Linked DNA regions of Mus musculus: regions 1, 2, 3, 4, 5 and 7 are each linked to region 6. The links are chromatin loops, found by intact Hi-C in ENCODE. Cell type or tissue: heart. All regions are shown on one strand. Links, peaks and the distances in the headings refer to the core of each region. The heading gives the core; the rest is flanking DNA. Region 1 has its middle 5.5 kb from the start of Meis1. Region 2 overlaps Meis1 (Meis homeobox 1). Region 3 has its middle 18 kb from the start of Gm39602. Region 4 has its middle 74 kb from the start of Gm39601. Region 5 has its middle 140 kb from the start of Gm31268. Region 6 holds the start of 8430419K02Rik (a long non-coding RNA gene). Region 7 has its middle 53 kb from the start of Gm39601.

The links. Peaks named below come from ENCODE experiments on the same cell type or tissue, not always from the same donor. Only the 100,000 strongest peaks of a DNase experiment are listed, where the experiment ranks them.
Region 1: a loop joins it to region 6, with 5 times the contacts of the local background. A loop is called at or near these places in 32 of 42 quality-filtered maps.
Region 2: it touches region 6 in a loop (4-fold over the local background); 3 of 42 quality-filtered maps call a loop at or near these places.
Region 3: it touches region 6 in a loop (10-fold over the local background); 18 of 42 quality-filtered maps call a loop at or near these places.
Region 4: it touches region 6 in a loop (2.2-fold over the local background); 5 of 42 quality-filtered maps call a loop at or near these places.
Region 5: a loop joins it to region 6, with 2.5 times the contacts of the local background. A loop is called at or near these places in 5 of 42 quality-filtered maps.
Region 7: a loop joins it to region 6, with 6 times the contacts of the local background. A loop is called at or near these places in 10 of 42 quality-filtered maps.

The regions. Positions count from the first base shown.
Region 1 is chr11:19,022,266-19,026,609 of GRCm38, forward strand. No RefSeq gene overlaps it. Among named protein-coding and RNA genes, the nearest start is that of Meis1, 5.5 kb to the left of the region's middle. In heart, for the core only: a CTCF peak has its summit at 2,374 (motif pointing left); no DNase peak of the experiment used is centred there; H3K4me3 peaks cover 646 bases; H3K27ac peaks cover 2,512 bases.
Region 2 is chr11:18,955,616-18,959,959 of GRCm38, forward strand. The region is part of intron 7 of Meis1 (Meis homeobox 1); the gene reads right to left. Among named protein-coding and RNA genes, the nearest start is that of Gm16141, 32 kb to the right of the region's middle. In heart, for the core only: no CTCF peak of the experiment used is centred there; DNase peaks (open chromatin) are centred at 2,316 and 2,926; H3K4me3 peaks cover 1,138 bases; H3K27ac peaks cover 2,385 bases.
Region 3 is chr11:19,758,907-19,763,250 of GRCm38, forward strand. No RefSeq gene overlaps it. Among named protein-coding and RNA genes, the nearest start is that of Gm39602, 18 kb to the left of the region's middle. In heart, for the core only: a CTCF peak has its summit at 2,354 (motif pointing left); no DNase peak of the experiment used is centred there; H3K4me3 peaks cover 292 bases; H3K27ac peaks cover 252 bases.
Region 4 is chr11:19,542,714-19,547,057 of GRCm38, forward strand. No RefSeq gene overlaps it. Among named protein-coding and RNA genes, the nearest start is that of Gm39601, 74 kb to the right of the region's middle. In heart, for the core only: no CTCF peak of the experiment used is centred there; no DNase peak of the experiment used is centred there.
Region 5 is chr11:17,458,193-17,462,536 of GRCm38, forward strand. No RefSeq gene overlaps it. Among named protein-coding and RNA genes, the nearest start is that of Gm31268, 140 kb to the left of the region's middle. In heart, for the core only: a CTCF peak has its summit at 1,899 (motif pointing right); no DNase peak of the experiment used is centred there; H3K4me3 peaks cover 524 bases; H3K27ac peaks cover 964 bases.
Region 6 is chr11:18,875,338-18,879,681 of GRCm38, forward strand. 8430419K02Rik (a long non-coding RNA gene) reads right to left here and starts at 2,273. Exons shown (of 4, transcript XR_003949854.1): 1 at 1-2,273. In heart, for the core only: a CTCF peak has its summit at 2,279 (motif pointing right); DNase peaks (open chromatin) are centred at 2,054 and 2,414; H3K4me3 peaks cover 4,000 bases; H3K27ac peaks cover 4,000 bases.
Region 7 is chr11:19,669,145-19,673,488 of GRCm38, forward strand. No RefSeq gene overlaps it. Among named protein-coding and RNA genes, the nearest start is that of Gm39601, 53 kb to the left of the region's middle. In heart, for the core only: a CTCF peak has its summit at 2,166; no DNase peak of the experiment used is centred there; H3K27ac peaks cover 727 bases.

The sequences.
Region 1 (4,344 bases), core at 97-4,096, 150 kb after region 6:
ATGTAATTACAGTAGTATGAATTGTTTGCTCAAACCTCATTCTGGATAAGGATTTTACAATTAGCAAACAGTTATTACAGTTGGGGCTTGCTGAGAGAAATGACAGATGTACAGAATTGTAAGATAGTAGCCAAAAAAAAAAACCCCAAAAAAACAAAAAACAAAACAAAAAAAAACCCTTCTAGCAAGGCAGCAATTAATCAATCATCTAGTAAAAGGAAAGGTGCAGAGGCAGTTCACGGCATCTCAGAAAGTTACTGTGACATAAATTACTGTGGTATGTGTGCTGTTCTGGATGTGCCTGACCCTAAGTTTATTTCAGATGTTTCCTTTAAAAAGACAGTAGCATTCCGGCTTTTGCAGAACACTAGTGTTCTAGCCGCTGTTGCTGCTCTTCAAGATGCAGTCCTTCTCCTTTCTGTTTTCCTTTCATGGCTCACAGTATCTTCCCAAAGATAGAATGCAGGGATAAGAAAGAGGCAGCCTGAGCTCCTGGTCCCTATTGTTTATCACCTACCCTGTTGGGAGGCCTCTAAAGCAAGCAGTGTTCATCTTGGCTGTTGGTAGTCTCAGAGACATTCCTGTAACTTTTTGTTCTCCTGTGAGGAACTCTCTGCAGAGTTCACATCCTGAACTAGGTTTTTGTTTCAAAAGTTCCCACTGATGAGTCAGACCTAAATTTCTCAAAATTAAAGAGGCACCTCTGAAGGTAAAATGTGTGTGTGTGTGTGTGTGTGTGTGTGTGTGTGTGTGTGTGTATGTGTGTTTGCCAGCCCAACACAAATAAAGTCCTGTTAATCAATGGAGTTTGGCAGCTGTGTTCACAAAATGATAAGTGTTTATCATCTGTCACCTCAGTTTAAGATGCCTGTTAAAATGTTGTGGTTGCTCTTGAGGTTCTCCTGGAGTGTGGGGGCTTGGAATTTGTACTTCAAGAAAAACATTATCAGTTCTCTGCCCTCCAAATACCCCCCCACATTAACATTTGCATTTAAAAAAACAGAAATGAGGGTAGTTTAAAGAAAATGGATTTGAAATCTGGTAGAGATAATGGAGGAATGCTGGCGATAAGAGTCTTTGTGTGATAGGAGAACACTACCAGGAATTTAAAGCTAATGGATGACTGTGAGGAAACTGAAATAAACTATTTAGATGGCTATTACAGCGGGAAACCTGGTTAGGTGATAGGAAAGAGGCTTTAAAGCGCAGGATTAGGAAGGACGTTAATCAAGTGTCCCAAAGCAATCCGGGCCACAAGGCTGGGAGAATTGTTTACCACATTTTGCTTCAAAAAACAAAGACTGTCTGGGTCCAGTTCACAAGTCAATGAGAGGTCAGATTCGGCTCTCTGACCATCACAGGGAAAATGCCTGACTCACTATCTACTGGCTGCCTAACAAAAGTCCAGGAAAAATAAATGTTGGGAGCCTGGTTGCTTTCCTTACTACTTTTCTATTTCAAATCATTAAAATGCTTTGGTCTCTAGAGAGGAGAAAACTACACTGGTTAACATAATTACCAGCTCTGACATTTTCAGAACTTATAGAGGTCTTTTATTAATTAAATAGAGGGTTTAATAAAATATTCCTAATAAAATTTATGGTTGTCTTAAAACTTTCTAAACAGTGCTATAAATTCTTAATAAAATTAACTGGGAAATGAGTTATTAGCCTACACTTTGCCTTCCTCCAAACCTCGACAGGGTCTGCAGAGTGGAAAGAAATGGAGATTTTTAAAAAATATAAGTATTAGGCAAAGCTATAGATTGCCCTAAAGAGGCCCTAACTATTATCTCCTGGTGGCTTTAGCACCCAAAGCACTCCCAAAACTGCACACAAAACTTCAAAAGCATTTCTCTCCTTTACAGCACACTACATATGCATGTGTACACATTTTCATTTAAAACACAATGGTCAGTGTCTGAGCCTCAGCTTTGTGTTGAATATATTAAAGAACATAGAAGTATAATACAAATTCTAACATGAAATTTTGAAGGCCCAAGTTGCAAAGACTTTACCCACTAGAAACTAAGTAAAATTGAGGTGCCTCATTTTTTTCAAAACTTTAAATCTCTCAATTATTTAATTTCCCTACAGGTAGCTTTTAGTTACTAAAACCTGCAATAATAACACGTCTCTCCATTTATAACCATTAATGTATTTTCTGAAGGAAATGCATCTGTTGAGCAGATACACAAAAATATTTTCGTATGACTCCATCTCAAAGTTTTGCAAAGTTAATTTTGTTTTTTTTTTTTTTCTCTCTGCTTCACCGGTGGATCCAGTGCTGTCTGCCTGCCTTTTCTAAAAGAACAGGCCACTGGCATCAAAATAGAACCAAACCTCTCTGGATTGTTCATTATTTAAACGCTTGATCTTTTGTGCCGTCTACTGGACAATAGAAAAACTGCAGCCTTGTTTACTTTAAACTTTTCACTGTCCAGTATTTAGTGAAGGTGGGGGTGGGGAGAGGTGTGTGTGTGTGTGTGTGTGTGTGTGTGTGTGTGTGTGTGTGTTGGGGGTGGGGTGGGTAGGATGAGAGTTGATACTAGTAACAGACAAGAAAGACCCACAGGTCTTGGGACTCACTGTAAAGGTATTATACTCAAATTATGTTTTTCAACCCAAAAGATGCATCCAAGCTACTTGGTTAAAGCACGAGACTAATTATTTCAAATACTGGATTCTCACTTCCTACCCACCCTCTTTTACGATCACTGTGGAAAAAGCCATAAAAGGTGTGACAGGCTCAACCTCTCTGAGAAGACACTCTAGGCGATTGCTTGACTCTGAGTGTGTACTAGCTTGAGAGATGAGCTAAAAGGTAACACCTACCTGGACAGTGGAGGATGCGCACATCAGCGCTTGGCACCCAAATATAATATTATCTGGCAACCAAGAAAGCCACTTTTAGAAGATCAGAGATGAAACTGGCTATGAGAAAATTTTTGTGCACACTCCTTTAGTGATTCCTGAAGCATATATTTAGTGCTACTGGGGAGGAAGAGCAGGGAGGTGCAAGTCTTATAAAAGTTAGACACTTCTTACAGCAGAGGCAGTCTCTGTTCTCTGAAATATTGAAAATACTATATGTGTTTTTGTTTGATTTAAAACTATGCATGGAGCCCTAGCATTATGGAAGCTTTGGAATAGAAAAAAAAAAAAACAACTTTGACCTCTGACATTGATTTAGTTTCTGAAGTAATAGAAATATACTTCAATATATGGCCATATAGAAATAATTTTGTGATTTAAAAAGCTCGATACCCTTTCCAACAATGAAGAAATTGAGTTGGTCTTGGTCAAAGAGCCACAAAACCTTGGTGCAAGGACTCTTCAAACTGTAGATCTGCTTTGCTGAAATCAAGCCAGGAGTGTATGCCAACTTACCAGCGATAACTTAAAAAGCAAAATTTACTTTTAAAGAATATACAATAGGGAAGAGGGAGAGTAAGACATTTTATTGATACGTAAATGTATTTTAGCAATGCTTTTCAAATGTGTGTTTTGAAGTGACACCCTGTCAGAGTGGTTTTAAATATCAGGGTTATCAGAGAATCCAGACTGCCACTGACTACACAGTAAGCATGGATACGACTTGCATGGGAGTCTGAAACCTGGGGTAGCTTTAATTGAGCTCACAGGTAGTAAATGGCTACTATTTTATGAACGACTTAACTCAAGTTTTAAAAATAAACAAAAATCCTACTTGCAATAGCTGGAAAACTTAGAATTTTTTTTCCCAGAAAATAATCACAAGTGAATTCAAGCCTGATATAGTCCACACTGGTAATGGAATTACCAAGTGCTGGAAGAGAACTGGCTGGTGCAGACGCAGCCAGCAGTTGCAAACATTTACCTTTGAAAGCAACTGGATGAGGCTGATTGCCCATGCTTAGCATCGGTATTACACCGAATAAAGGGGCAGGTTTTGTGCGAATCTCCAGGCAAAAGGGTGGTAGTGGGGAATGATTATTCAAAAATAAATATTTTAACATTTCATTGAGTCGTCTAATGAATAAGAAAATCGTCGAAGGCTTCCTGCAGCTCAGAGAGAATTCTAGCGGTGCGGAAAAACACTAGGAGAAAAGAAGAAGAAACTGAAGGGTGCCTGCTGAGCAGTTACTCATTTGTGACGTACTTTTCTGTGCCTTTATTGAAAAATGAAAAATAAATACCATCTTTCCTTGTCTTAAAAATAGCTTCAGACTACGGTTATGCTTGCTGAAAATCACATTGTCTAAACAACTTCTGCATGGTAGGGTCCGTTTGAAAACGGGAGGAAAAGTCTACAATCTTGCAGGCTCCCCTCCTTCCAGGTCCGAAAGGATAATTTCTCTCACAG
Region 2 (4,344 bases), core at 70-4,069, 80 kb after region 6:
ATAAAATAATTAAAAATTTATTAAAACTCAATGTCAAATGAATCTCAGGCGCTTGTGGGAGCACTTGACCATGTTGCATCGTGAAACTTCACTGCAGCCTTGGTTTGGACAGCCAACAAAAACATTTAGTAAAAAGAAAACTCACAAAGAATGAAGCCTAAACCACTCCAGATGCAACTCAAGATTGCTGTTAAAACTTCTAAAGTTTTCGCCACACATACACATGCACACACATGCACACACTCATTCACATGCACATGCGCACAAACATGCTCGCACATACATGTACACACATGCCCACATGAAGGGCTCTGCTCCTTTAGAAACATAATATTAATTATGGAAAACAAAATGCAGTATTTTTCTTGTCATCAATGCTCAACATGCATCAGATTAGCTATCTCTGGATTACATTGTGTTTCGTTTTAAAAACTGCTGCTTGAGTTGCTAACTTGATTTCCATTAAAAAAAAAAAAAAAGATGAACTGAGGACCTGCCAGATGGCTCAGTGCTAAGTGCAGTGGCTGGCAAGCCTGCGGACTTGAGCCTCATCTCAGAATCCACGAGGTGGGAGGGAGCCAACTCGGCAAAGTTGTCTTTTGACCTTCACAGACTTGCCTACTACACACACAACTATAAAAATAAAAATAAAGATTTCTACAACGTCATTTGGGGTTAGGACAGAATTTCTATCGGTCAGGGACATTTCTGAAATGGCCCTAACCTCTTGCTACTTTATCTTACGTATCTATATAAAGCAGTGTTCTCAGCATTGATGGTTATAAAGTAGAATTATCAATCTGCTCTGAAAACTGTTGAAGACTCTGATCCCTGCTGTAACTTCATTCTTAATGTAAGACTAACCAAGTGCATCCACTTGGAGATTGAACCTACAGCCAAAACATTCTGGGCAATCTCCCTTCCACTGAGCCAAACACCAGTCTTGTCCATTTCATGACTATGCAAATTTGCTTTCATCTTTAACAAAATGGTAAAATTATATGTATACCAAAGAATTCCCTTGGAATAAATGTCTTATGTGATTATTGGCAATAAATATTCCACTACTGTGTCATGTAAAAAAAAAAAAATTCTCCAGCAGAAAGGTGTGTCCTGTGGAGGACGTGTAGGAAAAGTTGTTCCGGGTAGTCAGAATTGACAGAAAGGCTGAAAGGGACTGGTCCCAGAACACTCACTTGATATCTGATACCAGGTGTGGCACTGATCTTAGATAAAATAATACTTGTGAAAATTTTAGAAGTTAAAATTCATTTGTTCATGATTCGAAACAATAACTACAAAAAGCATCCTTTAAAAAAAAAAGAAGTCCTTAAAGCCGGGCGTGTGCTGTCATAGCTCCAGTCCCTGTGCTCAGGCTGAGGCAAGAGAACCACTTGAGTGTGAAGTCAGAGGCTGTGCTTCAGAGGAAAACCCCCACTCCTAAAACCAACACCAAAAGACTAAAATCAAAATCAAGATTGAGTTATCCTGGCATTGTGATTTACTAAGTGTCTCAGTAGCTGGCAGAAATAGCCCGTTAACTGCAGACTCTGGCTGTACAGAGACCAGAAACCTTCAGGGAGCCTCTGTGAATAGTCCTGTTTTACTCTGGGAACGGGCCACAGATAAGGCATACAGGCCTTTGTAGATTTGAACTCAGGTCTGACACCGGGCTAACCTCCTAATCATGCCAGCACCACCCTTCCCTTTTAACCTCCTAAGATAAGATAACGTCAAACCAGGCCTTTCCCTGACCTCTAGAAACCCTTGAAGGGTGTCAACAACCCTTCCTCATTCATTGCTACAGGCCATCACAGCCTTGCAAACTCCCCCCCCCCGCCCCCCCCCCCCAGTCTTATCTGATTTTCTCTGCAGAGAAGGAAGACACACAGGGAGGTGCATCTGTACACCTGAGTCAGAGGAAGTAAGCAGGGCTCTGTGTGAAAGCCTTGAAACAAAGAAGTCGAATTGTAAGTGTCCACCAACCCAGGAAGCTCACAAGAATGGGAAGCTACGAGCTTTAGGGCTTTGTAAAGCTGCAATGCAAAACCTTGGAAGAATTTGCCCCACCTTACCTCCGAGCGGCAAGGAGAACGTCCTATTTTAAAAACAGACAAAAGCCCTCCACGTTTGAGGTGGAAGTGGAGAAGGGAAGCTCTCCAGCTAAAGCACGCACTCTTGCTAGACTAGGGACCCCGGAGAAGCCACTGTTGAAATAATCATGAGTCTGTGCCTGAACTTTCCGGCCCTATTCTCGAGCATCGTCAAGGATCTCTCTACACCAGAAATCTGAGCATGCGCTGATGAGAAAAGCAGCAGCTGTATTTCCTCACCCGAGGCGCTCTGGCTCTTTGGTATTGGAAGCTCTCACCGCGCAGACAGGGCAGGCTGGTGAGCACGAGAAAAGGGAAATAGGGGCAGAAGGGAAGGTGAAAGGAAACTTAGGGGTTTTCTGTTTTGTTTTAGTTTTTCTCAATATTTTTGTGTCACAAGAGGACACATCTCCCTGCCCCTGGACAAAGGAATACAGAAACACAAACAAGCTAGCTGGCTAACTCTTGAAACACCAGCCTAGAGCAGAAGCACATGTGTGTCCCACACCAAGAGACAGTGGTGGTCCCCATGGAAACTATGTTCATGCACAGCCCAAAGCTGTGAAGGTGACAGGAGGCTTTCAGCAGTGATGTCAAAGGACACCAACTGAAATCTATCTGGAGCAAGAAGGTACAGAAAGCTCAGCTTCAATCCCAATTAGGGACCTACCTGTGGCCCGAACACTACCTCAGCTGAGAAAAGGTCTGTTCCTGGCCGCTGCCCTAGCCCCCTTTCAGCAGGACTGAGTGAGCAATGGCCATGTCCTCACAAACAGACCTTATAATGCCAACCCCAGGCCTGTCTGACTTCTGAGTTGGCCTGTGGCCTAGAATTCCTTGCTTCTGGCCCCACCTAACAGATGGGGTATGCCAAAATGCCAGGCCCAAACTTGCTAAACCCTTTGGACACTCTGTCTTGGACCACCCAGCTGTCTGTACAGAGGCCAAGTTCTATATCCAGGTTAAGCACTCCAAGGCTGCATTCCTCTTAATATGGGGGTGTTTCTGCTCTGTGGTGCTGGGGTTCTAGTAAGTCCCTGTAAATCCTCACCATCTCCTACCTTCTTCTCACCTGAAACCTAAAACTGGTAAATTGTGCCAAGTCTGTCCCAATCAAGGTAGTCTCTGAGAGAATTATTTCCATACTGGGTACCAAAGGTAGGAGTGGGAAATATAGCCATCCTCTTTGGTCCTCACTCTCATCCAAATAATTCTTTCTTTCAGAAGCAGGAGAAGAAAGGCCCTATAAGTTCAGCATCTCTGCAACCAGCTGCCTCAACTCTCCTCTTGTGTGATGCAGGCAATGAAGGAAGAGTTGCCTGATCCCAGAAAGTTACTGGCAAGTTGGATAGTGGGTTTCTGCTGGCCCAGAGCTGGCTATGTTTCTTTTAAAGCTGAAAGACCCTAGTATGAGCTGATTTAAAAATATCCAATTTTTAAGGATCATGCAGTAAGAAGAGAAGGGAAAGCCAGAGGAGTGTAAACACTTTCAAAGGATAAAATGAGATTGCTCTCATATTAAAATTGAAATTATTATAGGTGTATGCGATGTCAAGAGTGGGCAGTTACCTTTGCCACAGGTTGCATGTGAGGATCAGAGGACAGCTTTGTGGCGTCAGCTTTTTCAGTCTACCTTTATGTGTATTCTGGGGATCCAATGCAGGTCACTGCTTTACCCACTGACCACTTTTCCCATTCTTGTGAACTTCCTGTTTCAAATGAAATTATGAAGCTGTTCAAAGAGGCCATACTCAAGGCCTCTCTTCTGTACTTGCTTGTTATTATTAAAATAATAATGTATTATGTTTAGAAAAGGATTGTGGATATTCTGTGGTAGCAGACAGTTGGGCTGTGGGATGGTGGTTCCAGGTCACGCTTTCTGGAAGTGGGCAATGAATCAAGGGCAAATTCCCAAGCAGTCAAAGAGTGATGTCACCACATTGGGCCCCTGATGCTCATCCTTACAATGCTCTCACTTCTCCAAGTACATGAATTTTGTCTAAACTCCAGGCCACAGCTGGGACTGAAGTCATGTGCCTGCTACTACTTCCTACAACATCTTTCTGAAGTGCCTCAATTCTGCCAAGACTCTCTTCCTTGGTCTGTAAAAAAGTTGCTAGTGAGAAGGGACTAGCTCATTTGAAATACTGGTGTGAGAGCCAGCAACAGTAAGATCGTGGAAACTCGGCAATATATGTCATGCTGTAAAGTGTCCCTTGCCTTGCACACACTTCCAGTGTTCATTTCCATG
Region 3 (4,344 bases), core at 92-4,091, 880 kb after region 6:
ACATACACACCTTTTCTTAAAAGCCTTGGGTGGTGACACTAGGCACCAGACTGCCAGGCCAAGGCAGCAATGTTTCACAAAGTCATTGAAGCCTAGCCCTTGCCCACTGGCCTGAAATATCAATTACCATAGAGGATGTTAGCACTGTAAGGAAGACCGCAAGGGCACCTACCATTTACAGGAAGAAGCCACGATTCCAGATGGTGACCATGACTCAGACTAGGCCTGACCCCCACCTCCTGACTTCTCATTCAAGTTCTTATCCAGTGAGTAAATCTGGTGATAGAAGGCAGCCAGATTAAAACTACATGAAAACCTCCTCAAATGAGAGCTGAGGCCGGCGCTTTCATGTGGTTAGGCACTTAGCTCCACACCCACCCCTGGGGTATTTGATATAACACTGTTGGACCTTCTCCAGCTTGTAAGGCGGCAATGAGGGCTCCTTCCATCACTGAGCTGGGGAACAATGCCCTGCTGTTGGGTGGGTGAAAACAAGACAAAGATGCGGGTGGCTTCGCTGACCTCTGTAAGGCTTGGAGGTGAGTGCCTGTGATGTGCTGGGCTAGGACAGGAAGGACCACACTTAGCAACATCCCACTTCCCAAGAAGGAGAAATTGATGCAGACAAGTCACCTCAGGCACAGCCCACTAAGCTTATGTGCAATGCAAATAGGGGTGGGTAATAGGCCAATAATGGTAGTTCCTATAAAGACTTCGTCTTGAATAATTCTACTTTAAAATTACTGGTTGTAAGCTGGGTAGTGGTGACACACACCTAATAATTCCAGCATTCGGGAGATGGAGGCAGACTGATCTCTGTGAGTTCGAGGCCAGCTTGGTCTACAGAGTTCTGGGACAGCCAGGGCTACACAGTGAAACCCTGCCTTGAATAACCAAGAAAAAGTTACTCATCTTAAAATGGTCCAAACTCTGAGCTCTGCTTCAGTATGCGGAAGCATGCCTTGTTCTGTTTTGTTTTCCGAGACAGGGTTTCTCTGCGTATCCTGGAACTCCCTTTGTAGACAACACTACCTCCCTCTGTGTCCTCACAGAGTCCCACTATGTCTGACTGGTATTTTCCTCTTATAAAGACACCATTCCCTTTGGACCCAAGGCCATCCTAATGACCTGTCCCGTACTGGCTAGTTTTATGTCACCTTGACACAAGCTAGAGTCATTTGAGAAGAAAGACTCCAACTGAGAAAATGCTTCCATAAGATTGGCCTGTAGGCAAATCTGTAGGGTGTTTTCTTTATTAGTGACTGATGAGAATGGGCCCGGTCTATTGTGGGTGGTGCCTCCCCTGGCTGGTGATCCTGGGTGCCATAAGAAAACAAGCTGATCAAGCCATGGAGAGCAAGCACATTCTGAGGTACAGGGGGAGATGTTAAGACTTTAACACATGAACTGGGGGCCCAGAACTCAGCCCTTCTTTAAGGATAGCTAGATACTACATGTTTTGAGGTGTGGCTCTCCAGAGAATGCTGATAAATAAACACACTTAAAACTAACTATACAAATAACGAAGCACCTCTGCCCCGATGGTCACAGGAGTGACTATAAAACCTAGGCATGGTTATATACTCTTCCCAGAAACGATGGGGATCTGTGGATTATAATCTAGGATTCACATAAAGAATACTGCACGCAGCATTAGGGTAATTTTCCTCAAAGGAACAGCTTCGCTTTAATTCTGTACGTTTTAAGATATCCAGAATCACTTTCCCTAAGCAATTATGATTTCACAAAACGCTGTCAGGGCATTTGCAGAGTTTTACTGCCCAGATAGAACCCGATGCCTGGAGCTTTGGGGAGTGATTTATTATTTGCTCTGGTGGAAGGTTGCTAAGTAAGATTTATTCAGTAAGAACAGCCATCTGAACGGTACGTAAGATATGTGTTTGGCTGTGAGGGAGACTTCTTTTTCTCCTTTCTTCAAGTGGGCTTACTCTCTATACTCAGAAATATGCACATTTGCATCCCCACTTTGGTGACATTAGGGGCACTGCTAGGCATTTTGACAAATCAGTTCCTTTCCACTGTTCCCATTTGAACTTTAGCTCTCAGAAACGTTTAACAAACTGTCATACTAAAAACAGCCAAGAGCAGTGCCGAAGACCGTTGATGAAATCTCTTGGGTATCCATCCGCTTTCCATGTTTCATTCTGAATATTTCTTCATTGCATTTTCTGAGGGCTACGGACGTCCTGGGAAGCAAAGCAGCCAATGCTTTCACTCATACCATCTCAGAGAACTCCGATTCTTAAGAAAAAGAAAACAGCGATAATGCCAACTTTGTTTCTCAGAGCTGTAAAAAGTAACAGGCGCCATTGTTGGCCTACTTGCGCCCCCTAGTGTCTATAACGTACTGTTGCTTTTTGCAAAGGGGATGCTGAAGAATTGGAACCAAAGGAAGCTGCTATCCCTATTTTCCTCTACTTAAGATACAATAACCTCCTTCACGCCAAGGTGGCCGGCACTTTGTAGCTCGCCTTCTCCCCAGAAGGTCTGCATTTCATCGAGAGCACTGAGGCAGAGGCAACGCTGCTTGATGGCAAAAATTCAGGCAGAAGAAAGCAGTTTCCTTTGCACTCAGGCTGGGGTTTGGAGTGGGTACAGTGGAACTTTTAAAGAGTCATCAACACCTCTAATCCCTGCCCTTCTACCAGCAGACAGAGGGGGGAAACAACACATCTCTTGCTTCTGCTTCTACACTAGGCCATCCCCATCCCTGTGCCTGGCTGAAATTTCAGCTCTGGGTGGCCATGTCCAGCAGGGTACCTCACCAAGAGCACAGCAACCGGGTGGAAACACATGGGAATGTTCTGGGCGGAGTCCAACAACCCTCCCAAGGCTCCCTGTGTAGGTCAGGGAGTTCTGAGGGCAGACTGCCATTCTCCAAGACAGCATTAGACTGAAGCAGGCAGCACGGAGCAGAGCAGAGTGGTGAGAGGGAGGCTGGACAGGGCTAGGTAGGAGAGGTTTCTGAGCTCTGGCCTCAGCTCCTTACTTAACTTCTCCCAGGTATTTGGAATTGGCTTCTTCCCCAATTAGAAGAAACGGTGGACACCATACAGCCAGTGCCCCAGTGCAGTCCAGACAGAACCTTGAAGAAAATAGGAGGGATGTGCACACCACAGGGAAGCTGCAGGCTCACCGCCACCAATTCACACCCGCTCTCAGTCCATAACCCCAGGGGAGATCGTAGCAAGTGGCAGAGAGTCCAAGGTTGGATTCAGTGTTGTTTCAAATGTGTATAGTGGGACAACTCGAATAGAACCTGAATAGGCTCTGGCGGGCCTGAGTTTGAATCTCAATTCTGCCTGATTATCTCTATAACCTTCAGCAAGTTTTCTGTCCTTTAACTGCCTGCTCAGAGGTTAGATCCTCCAAACAGGCCCCTCAGAGGACCCCGCAGAAAGGGGCATGTTCCTTCCTTATGTGTCTTGAACTTCATAATCCCTTACAGTTTTTGTTCAGAACACATATAAACACCTCTCATAATTTTATAGTCTGGTTACGAAGTAAGATGTTTGATTTCCTCCCTGTTCAGTGAGGGCGGGGACCACAGCACAGCTCTCCTCCCTCACCCCCACCCACCCCCATCCCTGCCAGCTTATCTCAGGGAGGGACATGCAGAATACACACAATAAAAAGTTTAAGAGATTAATTCATTGGACTAAGCTTTTGCCATTTTATTTTAACACATTAACATACCACTTCCCTCCTAGGTGTGTTGTTGTAAAGGCTAAAGAGGTATAGGTATAGATAATATAGATACTGATGGTGTATATATAGGAATAGGTAGAGCGGTTGTAAATGACATGATAGAGATGATATATAGATATATAGATTACCTTGATATAAGTATATATAAAGATCATATGCATATAAATAAGTATTCTTCCCTATTTTTGCACAATGTAGGTGGCCTAAACAGGATGGTTCCTTTGCCACCATTAGAGACTCATCATAGCAGGCCCCACTGGCCACTGAGGGGTGAACTATCAGACTGGCAAACCAGAGGCCTGAACAATCCACAGATTCCACCACAGGCCCCTGAATAATCAAAACTAGTTGGCACCTTACGATTAATCGCCTTTTCTCTCTAGATGTCCCTTGATGGCAGGAAAAGTTACCTCCAGCTTCCCGCTCCTTCCTGTCCCAGATAGAGAGCAGCCAGAGGGACTGTAAATTCATCCCTAACGTTTCCAGTTGTTTGAGTTATGTTCTACCAGAACTAAGAAGGTGACTTTAAAAACAGGAGGGAGAAATAAAGGTTGCACTTCCCAGAGCAGAGAACAGGTGTAAAATGAAGCTGAACTTTAATACGAGCCCGCCCTG
Region 4 (4,344 bases), core at 250-4,249, 670 kb after region 6:
TTAAATAATTTAATCTAGAACAACCATTTTTATGTTCTCCCATATCGAGGTCACTGTGACACAGTCGTAGCTAGGCTGCACGATAGGTACAAACTTTCCTCCCCTTAGCTCTCCAGACCCTGCTCCACCTCTTAATTCTCCCGTGTGACTTCAGGATGCTCTCCTCCTGCTGTCCCCTAGGTCTAGCCATGAGCTTTCCTGGCCACTTCTTTCTTGAACATAAATTTTGTTTGGGGTTTTTGGTCATCATCTTGACCATAGTGAACGTGAGACAAAAGTTCGTGCCACGTGGCCATCTTGTCGCCTCAGGACTTGTCACCCTTTGAAGATCCTTTGGGCTGAGAAACAGAGGGAGGGGCCTCTGGAGGAATCTTGGTGGTTAAGAGTGCCCAGTGTTCATCCAGAGGACCCACATTTGGTTCACAGCACCCTTGCCAGGCAGCTCACATCTACGTCCAGATTCAGGAATCCAGTGCCCTCTTCTGTCTTCCCAGGGCACCCAAACACAAACAACATATACTCACACAAATACACACATAAATAAAATATTTTTTAGCTCAAAGTGCTATGATGTATTACTTATATCAGATAGTTCATAAATGCCCTTGTTTCTCAGTTTGCTTCTAACAAAAAAAAAGAAAAGAAAAGAAAAGAAAAGAAAAGAAAAGAAAAGAAAAGAAAAGAAAAGATGCCCGGAAGAAGAGTGGGAAGGCTACAGAATGCTTGTGGAAATTGCTTCTCAGAAGCTTGCACATACTCTCACCCCTGGGTGAGTAAGCTGCCTTCTGACCACCTCTGCAGGCTGAAAATTAATGGCAGTGTAAACATTATCTCACAAAAGGGCTCATATTAACTTTTAAAAATATATATGTATTTCTCCAAATATTCCAATCATTCTTTATTTAGGTGATTCCATTCAGAGGGAACATACTGATAATATGCAAGCTCATGCCAAAGAAAGCTTTTTATTGGCCTCGCTGGTGCTTCTAGCTTGCTTTCTCCAGCTGTGATATCAGTCTTAACCATCCACGGCTGTGATTTATCATCTAACCAAAGCTGCTTTACAGTTCTCCGTATTAAATTTGACATGAAAGCATTTGTAGTGGCTATTCCTGGTTGTCAACTTGACTATATTTGGAATGAACTACAATCCAAATTGGAAGGTTCACCAGTGACCCTAATCTGGAGGCTTGGAGATAGAAGTTTCTGATCTGGATCTTGGTATGGAGATCTTGAGGCATAGTGGCTATGGATTTCAGAAGATTAAATCTCCAAGTTCAAGGTCATCCAGGATTAAAGGTGTGGTGGGACACACCTTTAATCTGGGCTACACCTTCTGCTGGAGACAATATAAGCACATTGGAAGAAGGGAGTCTCGCTCTTGCTCCTTCGCCTGCTTGCTGCGTGAGACTGAGTAACTGCTAGATCCTTGGACTTCCATTCACAGCTACTATTGAACCATTGTTGGGAATTGGGCTGCAGACTGCAGTCATCAATAAATTCCTTTACTATATAGAGACTATCCATAAGTTCTGTGACTCTGGAGAACCCTGACTAATACAGCATTCATGACTTAAAACTCAGAGTGGATGACTGTAACAGGTTAGACACAACATCGGTATTTCTCCAAAGGGTAGACTACAAGCTAACCTGAGAAAGTGCTAGATTTATCTCTGTTGAGAATGGGTTGACTATCCTACTGAAATGTAATAGACTAGGAATACAGAGACTGCCCCATCACCTCTGCTGGCCTGAGGGCTGATCCTCTCCATGAGACAACCATATTGTGAGCTAAATGAGCAGATTAAAGGCAGGTTGTTATGTCGCTTGACAAAGTATCTAAATAGAAGCCTCACATTTAGGCCTTTAATTATTAATCGATGCTTAAATACTAAACTACAGTCACAACCCTTGTCAGGTACATATTGATCAAAGAACTACCACTTATTGGATGATTATTATGCACCATTCAATATGCAGGACAATTTGCATTCTTTACTATATGTTTGTCAGAGAGGTGGGCATTCTTTTTTTTTTATTAGATATTTTCTCTATTTACATTTCAAATGCTATCCTGGAAGTTCCCTATACCCTCCCCGCCCCTGCTCTCCTACCCACCCACTCCCACTTCTTGGCCCTGGCATTCCCCTGTACTGGAGCATATAAAGTTTGCAAGACCAATGGGCCTCTCTTTATACTCATGGCCGACTAGGCCATCTTCTGCTACATATGCAGCTAGAGATACGAGCTCCGGGGAGGGGGGGCAGGGGGGGGAGGGTACTGGTTAGTTCATATTGTTGTTCTTCCTATAGAGTTGCAGACCCCTTCAGCTCCTTGGGTACTTTCTCTAGCTCCTCCATTGAGGGCCCTGTGTTCCATCCTATAGATGACTGTGAGCATCCACTTCTGTATTTGCCAGGCACTGGCATAGCCTCACAAGAGACAGCTATATCAGGGTCCTTTCAGCAAAATCTTGCTGGCATATGCAATAGTGTCTGGGTTTGATGGATGATTATGGGATGGATCCCCAGGTGGGGTAGTCTCTGGATGGTCCATCCTTTCGTCTTAGCTCCAAACTTTGTCTCTGTAACTCCTTCCATGGGTGTTTTGTTCCCTATTCTAAGGAGAAATGAAGTATCCACACTTTGATCTTCCTTCTTGATTTTCTTGTGTTTTGCAAATTGTACCTTGGGTGTTCTATGTTTCTGGGTTAATATCCACTTATCAGTGAGTGCATATCAAGTGACTGATTCTGTGATTGGGTTACCTCACTAAAGGTGATATCCTCCAGTTCCATCCATTTGCCCAAGAATTTCATAAATTCATTGTTTTTAATAGCTAAGTAGTACTCCATTGAATAAATGTACCACATTTTCTGTATCCATTCTTCTGTTGAGAGACATCTGGGTTCTTTCCAGCTTCTGGCTATTATAAATAAGGCTGCTGTGAACATAGTGGAACATGTGTCCTTATTACCAGTTGGAACATCTTCTGGATATATGCCCAGGAGAGGTATTGCTGGATCTTCTGGTAGTACTATGTCCAATTTTCTGAGGTATCGCCAGACTGATTTCCAGAGTGGTTGTACACGCTTGCAATCCCGAGGTGGGCATTCTTTATCTTAGGATGGAGGATCCAGAGCTGGAAGTTAGCCTGGGCTACCATACAGAATAAGGCCCTGTCTAAAAAAGGGAAAGGAAAAAAGACAAACAGAGAAAAGAAAGAAAGAAATTACACTTGTAGAAATAAATGGAGAGAAAGATATAAAAGCCTAGAGCCAAGGAAATTTTGGCTAAATATGAACCAAAAAGGTAAGTCAGCCAGCCAGCAAGACTAGGGAAGCTTTAAAATATTGCCCAGGAAGAGAAATCTCGTCAACCAGCTCCCTCACACCAAAATGTCCCCACCATCACCCTCCTAACCAAGAAACAAAACTAAAGAGAACCACACGTGCCAGAATCAAGCGAGTCTCCTTTACCCAGAAGCACACTGGCCGAATAAACCGCAGGCTCCTGGCTGTTCTAGGGCATGGTGCACACCTCCTACCATGGACTTCAGTCATTATGGCTCAAAGTCAAAGGTGCTAATGGTGACAGCCTAGATCTGGGGAAGGAATCATTTGCCCTTTTGAGAGTGTCCCTGAGCCAATCTTTCTAGTCTGCGCTTTTGGAATTAATACACAGGGAAACATCTGCTTGCCAGCTGTGAACGTGAGTCTGGCTTCTCTACAGACATTAGATGCCCAATTGTCCCAACTTCTGGAGGCAGGAAGCCGGGGGGTGGGGGTGGGGGGGAGAACGGAAAGAGAGATGAGGAGCAAAGGAAAAGAAAGGGGATGTTGAGAGACAGAAGGCCAGGAGAGCTGAACAGGAAAAGGAGGGGAGGGGACAGGAGGGGAAGAGGAGGAGAGCAAGAGGGAGGGGAGGGGGAAGGAGGGGCATGAGTGGAGGAGGGAAGGGGGAATGGGACAGAGATGGGAGGGAAAAAGAGGGATATGGGTGTGGGTGGGAAAAGGGGAGGGAGAAAGGGAGGGAGAAAAGGGAGGGAGAGGAGGACTTTCAGAAGAACTCACTGGGGCCCATAGATCTTCCTCTTTTCCCATCAGACCTATCACCCTCAGGAGTTAACCAATAAAATTGACACCTCTCAACTATGGAAGACCTAATAGGAAGATGTAATGTTTGGCCCTGTGCAGCACGACTAGATGGTATTAGCTTGCTTTTGTGAAGTACTGTACAACAGTCACCCATCAAACCCTGCAAAAGCACAGCGTGGGCTGAAAGCTGCCTCCATGCTCTAACTGTAGGGAGGCTCCACACTGCCAGCCCAAACAAGGTGGTTGGA
Region 5 (4,344 bases), core at 229-4,228, 1.4 Mb before region 6:
AAATAATCGCATCATCACTACCTTGCTGTGTCTTCAGTGTCATTCAGAGATATTTTGTACATTTTGTAAAGTGAAATAAATAGCATTAACTTGAGGCAGTGTGCCAAGGGAAGCTGAATAGAGATGTTGCTAATCTGCTTACGGGTAGGTCTGTGGGTGCAGCATTGGAAGGGTGAATCTGAACATGTTTACCAAGGTAGTTCCTGGTACCATTAGGTTGTCTTCATAAAGTAGGGTGGAGGGCAATTCTCGCCCTAATATCATTATTTCATGCCCTTTGCCAATGATTGGCATTGCCTTTCAGGAAAGAATGCACTAGTTGGTAAGATTCTAGGAGCACAAAACAGACTACTCATTTGAAGTTCATTGCTTATGTAGCTTTTGTATATGAGCAAATTTGTTGTCTGCTTTACTAATTTCTCTCTTCATACCAGAAATAAGGACAGCTCACATGGGCACTTAAGATGCAACACATAAATTTTGGGAAATAAACAAATGTAGTCACAGTTTTTTTTTTGCTTGTTTTATTTTTTTTTTGTTATAAAAGTTTTGTGTGTTTTAAAGAATAGATGAAATACCATCTATATAGAAAACATTCTAAAGAGATTTCTTTCTTTACCTAGCAGATGAAAAGGCACATAACTAATGCAAAGGAAGGAGGGGGTGGAGGAGGAAGAGGGGTGAAAAGCAGGAGAGCAGGAGGAGAGCGAAGAGAAGTAGCAGGAGACTAACAATTTTAAGAATTCTTCGAAGGAATAATTAAGGTGGCTATGTTGCCTATTGGTCTTAATAGTGGAGAGTTAGGTAGGCTAACCCTAAAGGCACATATTTCTCGTATAATCCTGCTTATCTCACAAATCTTAATGATCACTCACAAAGGAGACTGACTAGGTAGGTGGGTAAGGCTGCCAGCTAAAAAAGGGAGGAAGCAAATATCTACTGTCTAGTGACCTGAAAGCAATTCTTCAAGTCTATTCTAGTAGAAGGAATTTCTTTCTCTTGGAGTAACTTGCAATTAAAAAGCAAAGGGCATGGCCGCGAGAATCGGAACTATAGAGAGAAAATATGCCCTTTCTTATGACACTTCTCAGCACACACAGACTGCAAGTTTGCTCATGTTTTGATAAGACTTTAAATAGAGATGTTTGCATTAAAACTTTTTAAAAAATCCTTTTAGCTTTCAGAAATTCAGTTTGTGGGTGGAAAGGGCATGTTTAAGGCAAGAGAATGTGAGTGAGCTGTGGCTGTGGCTGTGGCTGTGGCTGTGGCTCAGTGGTTGAACACTTTCCTGACTCGGGGTTATAACCCCAGCACCAGAAAAAAGGAATCAACTAAACTAGCACAAATCAAAGATCCCACAGGCTTTAGCTCTGATATGATACTATACCCTAATTATCTAGGCCAACACTTATAGAAATAGATGATGAATAAGTAATTTTATTTTTTGGTAGTCATATTAAAAACATGGGGGAAAAAACTACAGGTGAAATTGATTTAATTATTTTTAAATTTAATCCAATTATTACAAATATCTTCTAAGTATGTAATAGGTATAAAAAAAGCTAATTTGCACCCTTCACAGCACAATCCTCCCCTTAAACTCTTTGCTTTTGTATCCATCGATCCAGCATTATTTAAGCACAGCCACAAGTAGCTTGTGGTTACTAGATTACAGGGGAGGTGGAGATGACATCGGTTATACCTCATTGCACACCTTCCTAGTAAACAGATGCCTCAAGAGAGGATTTTTCATTATGATCATTGTCTGAAGAGTAGAGCTTGTAGGCGTAGACTGTTTAAATAGGAGGTGAAATGTCTCTTTAGACAGGCCATGGATTCCAAATTTTCTGGAAGTTACTGGTTTCCAAGCAGGTAGATGCAAGGCATCTAGTTTTTTACCTGTAGAGGGAGCTCTCTCCCCTCTGCTCTCTCTTTAATTTCAATCCCAACCTTGGTTCTTAGAACCCTGCAGTTCTGAGTTCTTTCACCTGGCTTGGTGGAGAGTTTGTGTTTGGCTCCAAACCAGCAGTACTTTCACAATCTGCACACGTTAAAGGCAGCTAAAATGCTAGGACACCAGCCGGGTGGCGGCTTGAATCTGTGATTCCCAGGCAGTCCAGGGAAATGATAAACAAAAGTCTTTTGTGCAATATTAATAAGCTTTAAGCACTCCCCAGTGAGCCTCTTGTCATCCAAGTAAGTCATGTGTATCAAAAGCCCTTATACGTGGAAGTTTGTTTTCATATCTGGCCCACGATGAATGGGAGCCCCCTTTGCCATGTTGTAAAACAAACATTTGTTTATTTTCTGAGCAGAGCTGGCAGTACGACTCAGAAACTGGAGCTGAATGGAGAGCCCCTTTCCAAGGAGGCGCCTTTGAAAACCCTCTGCCGCAGCTTTCCAACTGTCAACTGATCCTGAACTGGGTTTACATTAAGACAATAACAGTGTTTCCTAAATAAATAAGTTAGAGACACCCGTGGGCCTTAATCAAACCCATAAATGGCTTGTAGGGTGGGCCAAAAGGTTTTTTTTTTTTTTTTTTTTTTTTTGCTGTGCAGAGAAATAACGTCTAGTTCATCTTACCATGTATGGGAAGCTTGTGTTTTTGAGACAGAAGGGTTTCTTTATGGTAATTATACTGTTTTTTTTTTTTTTTTTTTTTTTTTTAAACCAACAACAAAAACAAAAACCGCCTGATAGAGCTTTCTCTGGACCTCTGGGACAAAAGAATGTGACACTTTTCTTGGGTGAATGCCACGGTGCCAAGCAGGCATTTTCTAAAGAAGAGAGGTGTGGTCACCCTCCCAGTCGATAATGTAACCCCCTCCTGGCACGTAAAGAAAATAAATGAAAGCTGTAAGATGAACCATCTGCTACTGCGATCTGGCTTCTTTCTTCGTTGACTTGGGGCTTCCGGGAATTCCTTTCACTCCAACAAGTTTCAAGCACAATGGCCTTAGAGGCAGAGGGTGGAAACCAGGAAGCACCACTGAGCGCCGGGAGCTTGGGTTTCTGCGGGTTTTCCCGGAAGGCGGGAATTTCAGCCTCTTACTGGAAGCTGCGTTTCTCCCGTAAAAGACACATTCTAGGGAAAGACTGAAAGCTGAAGAGCTGAAACAACAGTTGCATGTAAATGAAAACAAAAAATTAAATACTACTGCGCATCGTAGGAAGTCTGTAGAGATTCTTTCATACAGGTATCCTCAGCTGTACGGAATCATCATTTGCAACTTTCAGAAACAAAAGCTTGACTATAATATATGTATAATATGACTTTGGTTATAGCACATGCATAATTTTATAACTTACTTTTGGAAGGCTTGGATTTTTTTCATGTGCATTTCCTCAGACTACCATCTAATATTTATAATAATCATTTTTCATTATTATAACTATGTATAATATACAACTAATATTATTACAATGTTATAATAACATAACCAATATTATAACATTGTTTCCACGGATGTACAACTTTCCAAGTAGATGTACTATAATTCACATGTCTGCCTTTTTCTTTCAGGCAACATGGGATGCTTATGATTGCTTTCACAGCACAATTTCTTTCTTGGAGAAATATTAATTGGGATAACCACAAAGTTATTAATACTTAGGGATTTTTAACACACAATATCATATGGTTTCCCAGAAGGACTTGAAAACAAACTGCTTTTCTAACTGCAACCACTCACTACAGTGTAGTCTTCTTAGCTTTCACTTCCTCTTTGCCCTTTCTGTCTGTCTAGAACAATCCCACCACTCACATGTCCTTCTTTAAACACCTTCACATAAGCATTTCATCTATGTGTAAAAGTGGTTCTCGGATACTGTCTCTCTGAGACCTTAGGAGAGTATGCCAAATTCAACCTATTTTTATTATTACAGACAAGAGTGTTTCATTTTGTAGCACATTGCTAATTGCTATGGTTTTGTCTTGTATAAGATGTACTTACTTGTGGGCTAATGCGTAATTTATATTCATTTCTGAACCTTGCAATCATTTGTGCTAATGTGGTAGACACACTTTGAGAAATCTGCCCAGGCCAACAGATTACCGAAACCTATGAATTAACCCCTGTGCTTGGTCATGCGACTCCCTCACTCCTGCCACATCCAACGGGACTGAGATTGAGCGGTGTGTTGGAGGAGTGAGAAGATGACAGGAGAAAGAGAAGGCAGGACCTCCACATAGAAAGCAAAATGGAGATGGGAGAAAAATTGCTTCCTTCATTTCTGAGGATTTTCTAGTTCTTGCTTCCAGTGATTAAGTCTGTCTGGTTACATGTTCTCAAGTGTCACTCTCTCATAGCTTTACACATGCTGGGAGATGCTGAAATGCTG
Region 6 (4,344 bases), core at 207-4,206:
ATGCGCAGTCACCTACTCAAATCCAGAAAAGTGGGTGAGGTTGGCAGAAGGGTTTTGCAGCGATTTCGGCGCTCGCCGCTCACCCCCACCCCCACCCCCAATGCCTGCGGGGACTGGGAGAGGTTAGAGCCTCGGGTCTTCAGGTGAATTCGGAGAACCTGTCACTTTTAGGGTGGTGGAAGAGAAAAGTGCTGAGGTGTGAGGGAGGCCTAGGCAGAAAAGCAAGAAAGGGAGGAGAGAAGGGGAGCCAGAGAGTTGGCCATCCTGTCTTTCAGTCATGTCTCCAACCCAGAGAAAGCAGACAGTGGGATCCTGAACTCTCCGGTACACTCTGCCTGAAGCTAGGGTGCCAAGCCAGAAAAACGACGCCGGGGAGAGGACCCGTAGGTGTATGAAGCAGGTGACTCTACTCTCTGCTTTCCTAATGGGCTAGGACCTGGGAGTAGTTTTCCTCCCAGAGAATAAAGTCACTGGTCCTAATGAACACAGTGTGGGGTAGAGGTGGTCAGGGCTAGGAATTATACAGTTGATCAAAGGAAGACTGGATTAAAACTAAATCCAGAGTTTCAGAGTCGGAATTCCCTGAGGTGGACTGAGCGCGTGAGCAGCACAGGAGTTACTTCTTCACCAGCTAAACCAAGCCCCTAAAAGTGCCTCCCATCTCCCTATTAAAACCCTAGGGTATCATTTTTAGGGCAAAGACTCTACAACGCAAACGTCTAGCGGATTGCCCAATATATTGTTTGTGTTTTCTTTCAGTTCCGCCTTGGAAGAGAATGTTTTAAACTTTTTGGGGGGGCGGCGGGAGGCTGGTTCGATGTGAAAGAGAACCCTACCCTTCCCATTATTTCTTGGCTTCAGTCTCCCAGGAAGACCCCCAACTCTCCCGCCCAGATCTTTTCCCCCAACCAGAGAGCTCTTAGCCTCTAATGCTGCGTCTACCCTTGATGGTATGGTTTGCCAAAGGGCCAGGGGGTGCTGGGTAGCACAGAAGAGACCAGGAAAAATGATGACTCAAACTGGGCGCCCCACACACAAACCCACACCTCCCTGCTTACGGTCCAAACACCCGTTGAGAACCTATATCACCAATTTCTGCTTTAACTGCCTTCCCAAGGGCCGAGGGCCTGTGGGATCCAAAGTGGGGGAAGTTTCTAGGACTTTTAAGGAAACTTGAAGGAGCTTCTGCCCAACACACTGTGACACTATTCTTCTCCATTCTACCGGAGTGCTATACACTCTGGAAGCTCACCCTCTTGCCCAGCCTGACTGTTCAAGGCAGCCTCCAGGGCCCAAGCTCTCACCGACATGCTCCCATGAGCGCCCTGGGATTCGGAAGCCGGGGCTCCGTCTGGAAAAGTCCTGTGAAAGCATTCTGGCAACTACAAACCACTCTGAGGGGTTCCAATTGACGGAGCCCAGAGTGAGCCGAAGAAGTCTTTGAATATGCTTTTGCGCTAACTCATGGACACCCAGGCTACCGAGACAGTTAATTCTTCTTAACTTTGACTTTCAGATGGCGGAGGTGGGGATGGGGGCAAGCATAGGACTCTTCTGCAGACCCCGAGTACCTCGGAGTAGTGTGGGATCACAACTGAGACCCACCCGCCCACGTACCAGCTCCAGCCCCAGCCCCAGCCCCGATGTCGTGCAGAGGGAAACTAAAGGGAGTCTGAGACGCGGCTGGAGCTGGGTGAGCCGGCCGCGGCGGTCTCATTAGAGACATCTCAAAACTCCTCTCAGCCCACCCCCAACACCCCCCTCCCGCCTACACAGGGGGAGCTGAAAGCATCACTGAAGGCTCGGAATTCCAGCGTAAAAGAGCAGTTTTCCCCTTTCACAACGTTCGGACTTTGTCCCTGGAGTTACTCAGTATGCGCTTCTGCCCGGAATGCGATCCCCATACCCAGATCCATCTTCTCTAGGCCCGCTAGGACCCGGCACCCCAACTGCTGTCCTTGTCGTTTGGTCTCCCCAGGGCTCCACCTAGCACGCCTCTCCCCGCGGTAAAACTCGTGGGCCGGGTTCCCCGAGAGGAGACAGCCTCCAAAGGAACTCCTAATACCATCCATACAGCTTTAATGCGCTTATAATTCGATAAGTGATTTCAATTTGAAATTGTTAGTAACTAATTTTATGGGTAATTTTTCCACATCAAATATTTAAGCATCAGATTAAGGGCGCCAGTTCCGACGCATGATCATAAGGGGGTTTCTTCCCCCCCCCTCCCCCCCGCCCCCTCAAAACACACTGCCGCGCTCCGCCTCCCTCCGGTCTCCTACTGCGTCGTTTTTCCAAATCCCCAAAAGGTGGCAGTAGAAGACGACTTTCCTCTTTTCCTGCGGCTCAAAAGAAAGGACAGGGGTGAGGGGCTGGGGGGGGGGGGGAGCGGCGGGGGGAGGGGTGGGGCGAGAAGAGGGCCAGGAGGGACTGGACGGTGCCAGGACTTTGCAAGCTGAGCCTTTAACACGTTTCCACCACCGCGCTAGCGAGAGCAGTGGCGAATTTCCTGGAGACGTCTCGGGCCACGGCGGCGCGCCCGGCGGCCCTGGGGTCGGGGTGCGGGCGACTCGGCACATTTGCACTCAACCCTCAGCCTCGTACAAAAGCGGGAGACGCAGAGAGGGACCCACCGGCTTCTTTCCATTTCTTTGTAGTTTAATATTGTCAATACTGTACAACCAACCTTGGCTCCTCGAGGCCGGGCTCTTCGAACACATAAGTCGGGGGGGGGGGCTGTTAATGGGGGGGAACTGGGGAGGGTGGAGGGAAACTAGGGGCGCAGCGGATGAATTGCAGACCAGTTGCCAAACTTTTTCCCCCTGCTGCCGCTGCTGCGGCTGCCGTGGCTGCAGCCTTTGCTTTGAATGTGTGTAACTAGGAAACAGCAAGCCGTCTGAGAAGACGGAATTTCCAACGTGTAAAATGTTCTTAACGGAACCATTGAGCGAGTGCAATAAGGCGTGAGGGGGAACTAATCTTCCCATTTAAATGTTTGTGGCAATTTTATCTAAATGAATTTTAATGCTAAACGAGGGTAATTCCCCATTTGTAGCGCGTTTGCTTCTTTCCTGTGCTTCTAAAGCAGTCGAACATCGTGCAATGAACAATAACAATAAAAATACTTCCAAGGCATATTATTCATTTTGAATGTGTTATAATTACATTTGATTAAATATGATCGGGTAACATTTTTAAATTTTTTGTAAAAGAAACTTAGTCATACTAGTCTCATTCAGCCAGCGGACTCCCCCCACCCCCCCACCCCCACCCCCAAAAAAGAAGCCTGTATAATTGTGTGCCCTGTTTAGGGGAGGGCGTTTTGTTTTTGTCCTTTAAGAAACATCAAAACCACTCTCCACACCTCTATTATTTTCCTCCTTCCGATAAGTGTCGTCAATAACCTCAAAGCTGGCTCTGAAATTTACAAGAGGAAAAGCTAAAACAGAATTAAACGGGAGGGTGTCAGGGGCAGGAACAGAGAGACCTGAGGAGCAAGGCTCGCACAATCCTCACTCCGAGGGGGGAAACCATGGCACAAAAGCTTGCTTTATTTTTTTCTAATTCCTAGACATTAATGATCATGATTCTTTTTAATCTCCACATTCCCCAGCCCCCCTTTGCTTGCGCTCACTCTTCCCCTCCACCCCCAGCCTCTCCCCCTGTTCTTTTCACCACCCTCTCCTTTCCCCCTCCTCCCCCCTCCCCGGCTTTCTCCCCACCCCGCCCCCTCCTACCCCAACTAGGCTAGAGCCTCCAGGATAATAAAGGCTGACTCACCGGGCTTGTACTGGGGAGGCAGAAGTAAAAGGACGGTTAGTTTATAAAGTTTATTATTATTTTTAAAAGTAAATAAATGGTTGTTAACTGCAACTAACCACCCATCAAAGAAAATGATTTCACTAATATGGACTCTTATGCAGTCGTAGAATTGTCTCGGGGCCAAAATAGGAAAGTTAAACAGTCCCATCTTTGGGGGGGCGAGCAGGGCGAGGTGGGCAACAGCTCTGAGACCAGGCTGCAACCTCTCTCACGTTCTCTCTCTCTCTCTCTCTCTCTCTCTCTCTCTCTCTCTCTCTCTCTCTCTCTCTCTCTCTCTCTCTCTCTCTCTCTCTCTCTCTCTCTCTCTCTCTCTTCTCCCTCCCTCCCCCACCCCCTCTCTCTTCTGCACACCCACGTGTCAGAAACAAGGCCCCATAAACAAAAGGTGAGAGTGCACACCTCTGCTCCTGCAGGTGAGGCAGTGACTCACCATTACCATTACTGAGTAGAGCCAACCCACAGCTGGTTTCTCTTTCCAAATAGAAAACAGGATTGCTGTGGGCAGTTTATAAGGTGACAAGG
Region 7 (4,344 bases), core at 272-4,271, 790 kb after region 6:
ACTCGGGAGACAGAGGCAGGCAAATTTCTGAGTTCGAGGCCAGCCTGGTCTACAAAGTGAGTTCCAGGACAACCAGGGCTATGCAGAGAAACCTTGTCTCAAAAACAAGAAGAAGAAGGAGGAGGAGGGGGTGGGGAGGACAGGGGGGAGGAGGAGAAGGAGGAGGAGGGGGTGGGGAGGACAGGGGGGAGGAGGAGAAGGAGGAGGAGGAGGAGGAGAAGGAGAAGGAGAAGGAGAAGGAGGAGAAGGAGAAGAAGAAGAAGAAGAAGAAGAAGAAGAAGAAGAAGAAGAAGAAGAAGAAGAAGAAGAAGAAGAAGAAGAAGAAGAAGAAGAGAAGAAGAAGAAGAAGAAGAAGAAGAAGAAGAAGAAGAAGAGGAGGAGGAGAAGAAGAAGAAGAAGAAGAAGAAGAAGAAGAAGAAGAAGAAGAAGAAGAAGAAGAAGAAGAAGAAGAAGAAGAAGAAGAAGAAAGAAGATGTATCTAGAGGTGGCCTTTGAGATTTCAAAAACCTGTAGCAGGCCAAGTTTTCACTTCCTCTCCCTCTCCCTCTCTCTGTTCCTTCCTCTTCCCACCCCTGCCTCCTTCCCCCTCTCTCCACTCTCCTGCTTGTACAATGAAATGTCAGCTCTCAATTGCTCCCATGCCCTGCCTACTGCCATGTTCCCCACCATGATGATCTTAGACTCACCCTCTGAAACAGCAAGCAAACCCCCAATTAAACGCCTTCTTTTCTAAATTGCCTTGGTCATGGTGTCCCCTCCCAGCAATGGAAAAGCAACTGTAGTCCTGTGGGTGGGAATTCCACGGGAAAATGCAGCATCAGTGTGTAAAACAAGGAGGAAGAAACAGAGAAAGAGCTTTTCATCTCTCCCACACCTTGCTGAGGAGCAGAAGTCTGTAACCTTCAGGTTTCACAGTCAGATGACTGGCACAATCAAATCTAGAGATTTTACTCTCCCAGATATCAACCCTCAGTAGAAAAAATCCAAAAATCCCACCAAGCAATGAGCATGGTCACTGCTCCAACCCTACTCGGGGCTGCTCACCTGAAGGACTTTCTCTGTCATAGATAGATCATTTGTAGATGCCCGGGATCCACTCCCCTTTCATTTTCTGTGTGAAGTCCCCAAACATTCATGGTATCCCTGTATATTTTCTCTACAGTGAAGCACTTCCTTGTTGGCCTGGTACTAGCTGACTTCTAATCTTTATTAGTCAGATGTCTGCTCCTCAGAGACTCAAAGAGCAAGAATGACTAGTAGGCTTGTATGCTGGGTCCAAGCTACCCATGAGCATCAGCTCATAGGAACCTAGACACCTTCTCTGCTGATCGCATCCATTCTTTAACCCAGCTTCCTCTCGCCAGGACAGTTTGGGGGAGATCCTTCTGATCCTCTCTCGCCCCTCTTCCCTGCACCCCTGCCCCATCATCCCAGACTTCCATCCCCAGCTTCCTGTTCCCTTTCTTCTTCCCTTTCTAATGACCCCCAAAGACCTTACAAACCAGCGAGAGCCCAGAAATGTGGACACAGTACTAATAACCTCTCACAGATATCTCATGATAACTTTATAAAGCGATGCTTTAGATGGGACTTCTGGGAGGCAAGCTGCATAAATAGTTAAGGACCTAAGTCAAAGACCCAGATCAACTCTATTTAAGTGCTTGTGAAAGCAAGACTGAGAGGATACAAGTCACATGCTCCTGTTTAACCTTTACCAGAAGGCCTGGGCTCGCTGGCGCTCTCTCTCTCTCTCTCTCTCTCTCTCTCTCTCTCTCTCTCTCTCTCTCTCTCTCTCTCTCTCTCTCTCCTCTCCCCCCTCTCCGCTCCAGCTCCACACATGCATAGTGTCAGTGAGCTAAAGGGTCTGTTGTGGGCAATGAACCCATCTCAAGCAGAAAAATCTCCTTTAGCACAACTTGGCACTAACAAGTCACAGAACAAAGGCAGGAAGCGTCCCTTTTCGTTTTATTCACCGGGAAGGACTCTGCCCACTCCTTACCCACTGTCTGATTTCTCACCAAAGGAACATTTGCAAGATGAAAGATTTATATTCTGTGAAATATTTCACTTGTCATCACAGGGGACTCCAGGTTCCCCGGCTGTGCCGTGGGTTCCGGGAAGGCTCCCTGTGCGGCCTTCCTCACAAGCAAAGCCACACTGCTCCCAAGTGGCTTCTGTGGAGAAGCAGAAAGCCAACTGTGGCTGAGACTGAACATTCCAGGCCCAGGGGCTGTTTCCCCGATGCCTCTTCTAGGGGGAGACCTCTATAGACCTAGCATCAGGCTCCTCACAACGGTTACCCTGGGGAGCTCAGCTCTCCCAATCGGAGGAAGACCTTAGATCTTGGCAAAGGTTCAGCCTTTTAAAGTAAAATTGGAAACCTACAGGGCTGTCAGCGTTGGTGCCAATTACACTGGATTGTTTGTACCCCAAAAAGGCAGCTCCCTACTGTTCACGAATCTTCTGTCACTTGGGAAGACAAGGCTGTCACAATAAGTACTATCCCCTTGCTGGTCTCATCCTTTGTCAACAATGAAAAACATCGCTTTTCTTTATAATTACTAATCTTGTAACATTACTGTCCCTGCACCCTGAAGGGGGTTTTTCCTTCTGTCACTAGAATCGGTGTTCTCGCAATTTAGAGTAACTCTGCCCGATAAACTCTAAAGTTATTGACGTAGAGGCAGGTGAATATCACAATATAGGCGCATGGCTCCTAATAGCTCCTCAGAGCCACGCCCCCACTTACCCCTGCCTTCGCCCAAAGCTAAGGCTGCTGAGCTCTAGGTAAATTAAATCCAAAACTCCATGGTAGACACAAGAACCAGTGCATAGTGAAGTTCTGCAGGCATTTGAATGCTGTTGTCTGCTGATGAATTCTTAATTCAAGCTGCACCAAAGACACACCAGGCGAGCCAGGAAGCACTAGCCCTCCTAGACTCCACCCAGGCCATTCAAATTAGAACCAGGAATAACTGTGTCTCACATTATGTTAGAGATTCTGATGAGCTAAATGTTGAGAATAAAGTTACATTATTTAACTCGATGACTTCATTATTCACAACAGTATGTTCACAGACACACAAAAAAATAAAAAATAGAGAGAGAATAAAAAGATAATGGCTGGAAATATCTCTCTCTCTCTCACACACACACACATACACACAAACACACACACACACACATTGTTAAAGGCTAAGACTCACAACCAAAGAATAAAGAGTTGTGCTGGACATGATTGCACACACCTTTAATTAGCAGTTAGGAGGCAGAGACAGATGAACCTCTGAGTTTGAGGCCAAATGGGTCTATATCAATTGTTCTCAACCTGTGGGTCCGGACTCCTTTGGAAGTCACATATCAGATATCCTGCATATTGGATATTTACATTACAATTCATAACAACAACAAAATTACAGTTATGAAGTAGCAATAAAAGTAATTTTATGGTTAGGGGTCACCACAACATGAGGAACTGTATTAAAAGGTTGCAACATTAGGAAGGTTGAGAACCACTAGTCTACATAGTAAGTTATAGGCTAGCCTGGGCTACATAGTGAGACCCTGTTTCAAAAAATAATAATAATAAATTTTAAGAGAAATAGAAAGTTTTTTTAAATACATATTTGGGATATGAATTTTCCTAAACACTGCCTTCCAGTAATGACCAGTTAGTTTATCTCTCTGGAGAGTATAAAGAAAGGGGAAGGAGTCCAAAGCCTTTGTTGCCTGCCTAACCCTGGCCCAGCAGCTCTGGGAGCAAGAGGCAGTCCCCAGCAGTACACATCCCATCACTAGGGGAGGCAGGAGACTGCCACGCTCTTCATCACAAGCCGCTCTTTTAACATTTCATTTTGTGAGTGCCTAAATTAGAAACATTTTCTTCATTAAGCCAGATTTATGAAGTAACAATTACCTCATTTGCCCATTTTTTAAAATTAATCAAAGATTTATATAACTTCCAATCAGAGGTGCTGACCAGTAAAAAAAACCTACCCATTGCTGGTGTCAAATTGCAAGAATGCCATTCCCCAGCAGAGGAAAGCGAGGCAGGTTGAACCCACACAATTCATCTTAAATAGGCAGGCTCTTCTAAAAGCAAATTTGAAATGCTAAACTGTGGGAAACAAATCATGGCCACTGAAAGCTTGGGGACTGTTGAGGAGGAAGGAGGCAAGATGAATACAAATATTCCAGGGCAGCAGGTTGAAAGGGGAAAGGTTAGAGAGTAAGTGGGGGCTTCTACCACAGCACTATGCTGTTAGGGACTTTATTCTGCCAATAATTGCACATGAATCCTTGCACATATCAAACCATCACCGCCAGACTCCATTTTCCCATTTG